Linked DNA regions of Homo sapiens: region 1 is linked to region 2. The links are chromatin contacts, found by Hi-C in ENCODE. All regions are on one chromosome and are shown on one strand. Each heading gives the region's core, a stretch centred on a gene start or an enhancer-like site at or near the end of the contact. The rest is flanking DNA. Distances are from core to core; before and after follow the strand shown.

Evidence for each region. Hi-C counts contacts between places; a loop is a spot of excess contacts on that map. Pooled maps may share reads with other maps.
Region 1: a loop to region 2 is called in a map of CD8-positive, alpha-beta T cell, with 7 times the contacts of the local background. The contact joins the promoter of TPST1 here to the promoter of VKORC1L1 in region 2. A Hi-C loop is called at or near these places in 2 of 168 maps with a recorded cell type or tissue (CD8-positive, alpha-beta T cell and naive thymus-derived CD4-positive, alpha-beta T cell), 1 of 37 single-sample maps with no recorded cell type and 9 of 50 pooled maps.

The regions. Positions count from the first base shown.
Region 1 is chr7:66,203,777-66,207,534 of GRCh38, forward strand. It overlaps TPST1 (tyrosylprotein sulfotransferase 1), which reads left to right and starts at 1,558. Exons shown (of 6, transcript NM_003596.4): 1 at 1,558-1,746. RefSeq lists silencers at 1,181-1,450, 1,601-1,960.
Region 2 is chr7:65,870,548-65,874,655 of GRCh38, forward strand. It overlaps VKORC1L1 (vitamin K epoxide reductase complex subunit 1L1), which reads left to right and starts at 2,527. Exons shown (of 3, transcript NM_173517.6): 1 at 2,527-3,018. The coding sequence starts at 2,825. RefSeq lists silencers at 2,219-2,278, 2,299-2,798, 2,512-2,691, 3,239-3,308 and enhancers at 2,374-2,925, 3,477-4,028.

The sequences.
Region 1 (3,758 bases), core at 308-2,807, 330 kb after region 2:
ACCCGGCCACACACAAAAACTTCTACACAAATGTTCATAGCAGCATCATGTATAATAGCCAAAAAAGTAGAAACAGATGTCCATCAATGGATTAATGGATAAATAAAAGATGATGTCCAGCCAGGCACGGTGGCCCATGCCTGTAATCCCAGCACTTTGGGAGGCCAAGGCAGGCAGATCACTTGAGGCCAGGAGTTCAAGATCAGCCTGGGCAACTTGATGAAACCCCGTCTCTACTAAAAATATAAAAATTAGCCAGGCATGGTGGCACATGCATGTAATTCTAGCTACTTTGGAGGCGGAGGCATGAGAATCACTTGAGCCCAGGAGGTGGAGGTTGCAGTGAGCCAAGATCACATAACTCCACTCCAGCCTGGGAGACAGAGTGAGACTCTTCAAAAAAAAAAAAGGTGATGTCTGTATAATGGACTATTATTCGGCCGTAACAAGGAATGAAGTGCCGATACATGCTACAACATGGATGAACTTTGAAAATATTATACTGTGTGCAAAGGAAGGTAGTTACCTTCCCGGGTTCAAGCAATTCTCCTGCCACAGCCTCCCCAGTAGCTGGGACGACAGGCGTCCGCCACCATGCCCGGCTAATTTTTGTATTTTTAGCAGGGACGGGGTTTCACTATGTTGGCCAGGCTGGTCTCGAACTCCTGACCTCAGGTGATTCACCAGCTTTGGCTTCCCAAAGTGCTGTGATTAGAGGCATGAGCCACCCCACCTGGCCTAGCAGAGAGCAATTTTGAATACAGCTGTTAGATTCTGCACTCATGCCTTCTCTAATCCATGTCACTGGAGTAGAAATAATTGCTTTGACAGAACCTGGTGTAGATGTGTCTGTAGGAAGAAACTGTAAAATGAATGGATCATTTTGTGAAATATCTGCCCTTTCCCCACCTTTCTTTTGCTTCTTTGCCTTTTTCTCCCTAGTTTTCATTTCTTTCTTTTAGGGCGTCAGCCCCCCACCTCTGTGGTTGGGAGGGACTATTGCACGTCTACACTCTCGTGGGGATGAAATAGTGTTTGAGTTCGTTATTTGCATTTGCGCGTTATCTCCCCGAGGAGATGACAGCTTCTCTGCCAGCAGCGGGCAAAGGTGGGCTCTGAAGCAGAGGAGAGGAATTATCAGGAAAAGCTCATTTTCTTCTCCTGTCCTAGGGTTTCACTGATGAAGGCCTCTGGGACACCCACGTTGGGGGTGGGGGCGGTGAGGACCGCCACCTGCCCGCGGCTCCCCTGCAGCCAGGCCACGCGCGCTGTTGCTAGGGCAACCACCCGGCCAGGCCTGCGGCTGCCGGGAAGCCCCCTCGGGAGCGCGCACGGGAAGGGCTGTGGGGGCGCTGGCCGGCTGCGACGTCAGACCCCCGCCCCTCGGCGCCTGCCGGACCCAGCTCCATTCCCAGCCGCGCCTCCTTCGGTGGGCAGCCGGCCGGAACTCACGAATCAGAGCAGCCGACACATCGTCCGCTCAGCCAATCGTAGCAGATGTGTGATCCCGCCACCTCCCCGGACCCTGGCGGTTGTCGCTGAGTTGGCGACCGCGGGAGACGCTGCTGAGGCGGCTTCGGTTGCGGGTCGGAACGGCGCTGCTCTGCGGGGCCGGTCCAGGCTGGCAGCTGCCGGCGCTTGGCGGTGAGGGCGGGCTCCCGAGTGGCCCCCCACCGAAGGCGGTGGGACCAGCGGCTGAGGCCAGGATGCCGTCCAGGCGGCGCGGCGGCTCCTCACTCATCCCAGGTAAGGGGGACGCGGCGCTCGCTGCGGCTCCGCTCCCCTCTCGTCTCCTCACACCCGGCCCTGTGCCCCGTCCTGGCATCCCTTGGCCCCTTGTCGCCTTCTGCTCGGTGCCTCCCGGTTGTCCAACCCCGCCCCCGAGCGCGGAGCCCCGGGTCTGGCCCGTCCGGCCCCTGCTCCCACGCCCCTTCCCCCATCGCCGGCATTTCCCGGGCTCGGCTTCGCCCCGGCCGCCGGGGCCTCTCCCCTCTGCCCTTTCTCTCCCTTCTCGCAGCCCTGGGACCACGTCCTAGCCCCGCAGTCCCCTGGGATGAGACCCTCGTCTCGCCGGGATCGGACATTTGCCCCCACGTCTACCCCGGCTGCGCTTCTTGAGCTCATCGCCCCATCATCCTACCCGTTGTACGTAGTCCTGTCTGCATGGCAGTCGCCCGCCCCGCTCCAGGTGTCCCTGGGTCTTGCCCTTTTGCTCCTAAGCACCTTCCTTTCCCAACTCGCCTCTTCTCCCCTCACTTTGACCACCCACCATCGCAATCTCCTCTTCCTTCTCTTACTCTTAAACCTCCAGACACTTTCCCACTCTCTGCAATGCCGGATTCATCGCTTTTTTTTTTTTTTTTTTTGAGAGATGGAGTCTCTATGTTGCCCAGGCTGGCTTCGAACTCCTGACCTCAAGCTATCCTTCTGCCTCGGCCTCCAAAGTGCTGGGATTACAGGCGTGAGCCACTGCGCCTGGCTCAGATCCATAGTGTAATATCTTCATTCGTCCTTACATGAGCTGCACCCCATAACATGTAAAGTCCCTTGCCCAGAGTCTAGCACACAGTAGGCCTGGCACATGGTGGGTGGTCACGCATGTTAGCCTCTTCCTCCTTCCAGGCGTTTTGTACTTTCCAGATGATGGTAGCAAGAAGTCCAGTGTCCACAGGGATTTGACTCTGCCTGAAGAATGGTATGGGAGATGGCAGGAGAAATTGGTGAACTCCAGTAAAGCGATTAAATGGTCAATTACTGCATTCATTAAGAAGAAACAATTCTGCTATCCGTGCCATGTATTGTTTTATGTTAATTGCCTTTGTAAAGGATTCTTAGGCTGCTAGTCAGCAGGCTTTGCGGTGTAATTACTCCCCATCCCCTCTCCATCCCCATCTGCAGTGTTTGGGTAACTTTCTTTTTAGGAAAGAAAGAGCCCCTACCTCCCAGCTAAAGTGGCATAGTATATAAGCAATGTGGTACGTGTTTATCTATTAGCTGGATAGTCCAGGGAGCTGCAATGAATTTTCATCTTTTAAGATCCAGGAGGAATCAGGATTTGGATTTCCTGGAATCAGCTGCTGTACAGACCAAATATGCTTAAGAATGAAACTTCTGACAAGTCCTCTAAGAGTGAGAGAGGAATTATCCACCCCTCTCCCTCCCCCTCTCCAAACACTCGCTCTTGGAGGAAATAGCGAGTCGATTTTTAAAAAAGAGTAAAATACGTTTGACTTTTTAAAATGATAAAAGCATTGTCATTGGCCCTGTACTATTCTTGCCACCTTTGCTCTGATGGTCTCAAGCCTGGACGAATCAGTCAGCTTTTTCTGCTCCTGGGCTCCCAAGGCAGACTGGCAAAAATCATATAACTAAACTGCTGGGTGCTGTTTCTGCACTTCTGGATCCTGGAGATCCTTTGACTTAACCTCTAGATTCCTCTTATGTCCTAAAATCTAAATGGCTGTTTATGGATCTTTACCATTTTTCTCTGACTCTTTGTCCTACTCTTGCCTTCTCTTCATTGCTTATTTTGCCACTTAACTTCACAGAATAAATTGGTGGGCATCAGCCCTGAACTCTTAAGGAGAGGTCATTTTTGTCTGTGCCTGTCTGTACCTGATTTCTAATATCCTTTCCTCTGATCTCAGAAGAAGAGGGGTCTTACTTTCGAAAGCTAACGTCTTTGATCTCTTCCCATATTATTATTTTTTCTGTTGGATGGTATACATCCTCAGGTTTCCACCATTCAGACCAAAACA
Region 2 (4,108 bases), core at 1,277-3,776:
AGTAGAATGGACACGTAAAATTGTGGATATCTAATATAATGGACTATTATACAGTAATGAAAAATAACAATCACTATTCACAATAGCATGGGTAAACCTCCCAGACCTATTGATGAAAGAAGCCAGATGATCAAGAGATCTCATCAACTGAGTAAAGGAATCTATAAGAAGGGAAGTTGCAGGAGTCTACTTAGATTTATTAAAATCATTAGGGATGTAGAGTGAGGTTTTTGTTTTTTGTTTTTGTTTCTTAATCAGTGTGTCATTCTGTCATCCAGGCTGGAGTGCAGTGGGGCAACGTTGGCTCATTGCAGCCTCAATCCACACCCCTGCCCCAAGCCCTCTGGGCTCAGTCAGTCCTCCCAAGTAGCTGGAACAACAGGCATGCACCACACCTTGCTAATTTTGTATATATTTTTGCAGAGACCAGGGCTCCCTATGTTGCTCAGGCTGGTCTTGAACTGCTGGCCTCAAGCAATCCTCCTGCCTCAGCCTCTCAAAGTGTTGTGAGCCACCCCACCTGGGCAGAGCAAGGATGTTTTTGAGGACTGTGGTAGATAGCTTCCTCATATTCATGTCCTGTGTAATCCTCTCCCTCTGAGCATGGGCTGGACCTAGGGACTATTTTCTTTTTCTTTCTTTCTTTCTTTTTTTTCTTCTTTTTTTGAGATGGAGTTTTTCCTTGTAAGCCAGGCTGGAGTGCAATGGTGTGAGCTTGGCTCACTGCAACCTCCACCTCCCAGGTTCAAGTGATTCTCATGCCTCAGCTTCCCAAGTAGCTGGGTTTACAGGCATGTGCCACCGCATCCGGCTAATTTTTGTATTTTTAGTAGAGACGGGGTTTCACCATGTTGGTCAGCTGGTCTCGAACTCCTGACCTCAGGTGCTCTACCCACCTCGGCCTCCCAAAATTCTGGGATTACAGGTGTGAGCCACCATGACTGGCTGGACCTAGAGACTATTTTCTAAGTAGCAATAGACTTCGTAAAAGTGATGGGATGTCACTTCTGGGATTAGGTTTCAAAAAAGGACTGTGATCTCACTCTCATTTTCTTTTTCTGTCTCTTCCTCTTTCTCCTCCCTCTCCCTGGGGTAAGCCTGCCGCTTCTTACCAAGAGGTGCAAGTGGACAGGAAATGATGTCTCCAGCCAACAGCCAGAGAGGACCTCAGGCCTGCCAGCAGCAGTGGAAGTGAGTTTGAAAGAGGATTCTGAAGCCTTGAGAGAGCTGCAGCCCTGGCTGACAGCTTGATTGTATCCTCATGAGAGCCTGAGCCAGAGGACACAGCTAACCTCACCCAGATTCCTAGCCCGTGGAAACTGTGAGGGAAAAAAAAGTTTATTGTTTATTAACTGCTAAATTTGGGGTGATTTTTACCCAACAATAGATAACGAATACAAGGATATTGCTTATTATTCAAAATCACTATATAAAGCCCCTGAAAAATTGAAAGCTGCAACCAGGGAAACACTGAAAATCTCCAAGAACCCTGTGTTTCTTCTTAAAGACAGTGAGAAAAAGCACATACATCTGTTTTCCTTTTAGTTTTGGCCACCAGGAAGCTCAGAGCCAAATTTATGATGCAATTTTAATAACTATGTAAGCCCCTATGGCCTGCTTATCTGTGTTCTTATTCCTGGCCTTTCATTTTATTCTGACTTTTCTTTTTCTTCGTCCTGATTGTATTAGCTCATCTTTATTTTTCTATATTATATGAGTTATGGTAAGCAACTTCAAATTCAGCTTACGGAAAAGCAAGGCATTCGTAAATCTCTCTTTTTTTTTTTGAGACTCTTACTCTATCGCCCAGGCTGGAGTGCAGTGGCACGATCTTGGCTCACTGCAACCTCCACCTCCCGGGTTCCGGCAATTCTCATGCCTCAGTCTCCCGAGTAGCTGGGATTACAGGCGCCCACCACGACACCGGGCTAATTTGTTTTTGTTTGTTTTTTGTATTTTTAGTAGAGACGCGGTTACGCCATGTAGGCCAGGCTGGTCTCGAACTCCTGACCTCAAGTGATCCACCTGCCTCGGCCTCCCAAAGTGTTGGGATTACGGGTGTAAGCCACTGTACCCGGTCCATAAATCATTTTTTAAAAATAGTTTTTAAATTTAAAACATAGTTTTGCACATTAAAAAAAAAGTTTTGCACAGGTCTAACCGAAGGTGGTGGTGGGAAGATCAGGTCATAGGTGTGGGTCTCTGGAGCTCCAAGCATTGGCCAGGGTTGATTTGGATTGGGTCAGAAATATACAACGAAAAAGGGAAAAAGGATGGCAATTGATTGCCATCCCCAGAGGGAGGGGCCGAGGGTTCGCCCAGTCACCCACAGTGGCATCCTTGCAATGTGCTAGTTAGACCGCTCCTTTAAGTCCCTCCCGCACTGGCCCGCTCGGCCCCGCCCCTCTCTGGCTCCGCCCCTCCCCACCCCTGCCCCGCCCATCCCCACCCCTGCCCCACCCCTTTCTCCCCCGGGCTCCACCCCTCGCGCGCGACCGGCCGCGCGGCGCAGCGCCACGCCGCCTCAGTCTCCGCCCGCCGATCCGGCCTCTTCGGCCGTTGCGCACTCCACCCCCTCCCTCCGCGCCCGCGCGCGCCTTCCCCGCCCCGTCCGCCTCACTCCTTTTGGGGCGGTTGGGCCGCGCGCCTGTGGGGGCGGGGCCCGGAGCAGGCCACCGAGCCAATGGGGCGCGGCGGCGGCGGCGGCGGTGGTGGCGGCGGCGGCGGAGGCGGCGGTGGCGGCGGTGGCGGCTGGGTCGGGCCCCGACGGGCGGCGGCGGCTGAGGTGGAGGCGGAGGGAGGCGGCGGCGGCGGCGGCGGGAAGATGGCGGCTCCCGTCCTGCTAAGAGTGTCGGTGCCGCGGTGGGAGCGGGTGGCCCGGTATGCAGTGTGCGCTGCCGGAATCCTGCTCTCCATCTACGCCTACCACGTGGAGCGGGAGAAGGAGCGGGACCCCGAGCACCGGGCCCTCTGCGACCTGGGGCCCTGGGTGAAGTGCTCCGCCGCCCTTGCCTCCAGGTAGCCGGCTTGGGGGAGTGGGCCAGGAGCGGCCGAGCGGGGCGAGGGTGGAGTCTCGGGGTGGGGAGCGCGCGGCGGGAGCTCAGGCCTGGGGGCGGCGGGGACCGGGCCGCTGGGGAACTGACGGGGTCGGGTCGGGGCCAGGCGGGGGGCGGCGGCGGGGCGCTCCTGCCCGGGGGGCGGCCTGAGCCCAGGCCGCGGGGCGGAGGTGGCGGGGCCGCGAGGCAGCCGGGGAGGGATGAGGTGGCAGAGTGCAGCCGGGAGGCCGGGGCGGACGCGGAGCGGTCGGGCGGGCTGGGGCCCGGCTGTGCAGGAGCGCGAGGGGGCTGCGGAGGGTGGGTCCAGGCTGGCTTGACAGGTTTCCTGGTTCTCGGGAGGCGGGCCGGGGGTGTGGGACCTTGTCCACCGCACCCTTGAGACCAGCGGCAACCTCTTGTCCCCCCGATCGCTGCAGCCGAGGCTTTGGGGCCGGCGCGGAGACAGGGGGGTTGCCTTTCCCACTGTCTTCCTGGTGCTAGGACAGGTGTTTCCGTGGTCAGGCCTCTTTGTACTCCAGCGCTAGTGAGAATTTGCAGACTTAACTGGGACGGTGACATTTGCTGGCAAACACGAATTTGACCCTACTGTGGAAGAAGATACCCGCACTTAACATATCTGATTTCTTGGATTCCCTCTCGTATGTTTCAGTGTGCCAGGAGAAGGAAATGGTCTGAGTTTGGGTCTAGTTTAAGCTTCATTGGAGTAAAGGACAAGTATGTTATGTATATGGTGGTGTTTTAGGCATTGGAATGACTTTTAAACGTTGTTGCCTATTAGCATATTCGAGACCAGCATATTGGTCAGGCTGGTCTCGAACTCCTGACCTCAGGTAATCCACCCACCTCTGCCTTCCAAAGTGCTGGGAATCAAGCATGAGCCACCGCGCCTGGCCTGCTTAAGTGCTTAAAATTGACTTTTCTTGGCCGGGCACAGTGGCTCACGCCTGTAATCCCAGCACTTTGGGAGGCCGAGGCGGGTGGATCATGAGGTCAGGAGTTCAAGACCAGCCTGGCCAACATGGTGAAACCCCGTCTCTACCAAAAATACAAAA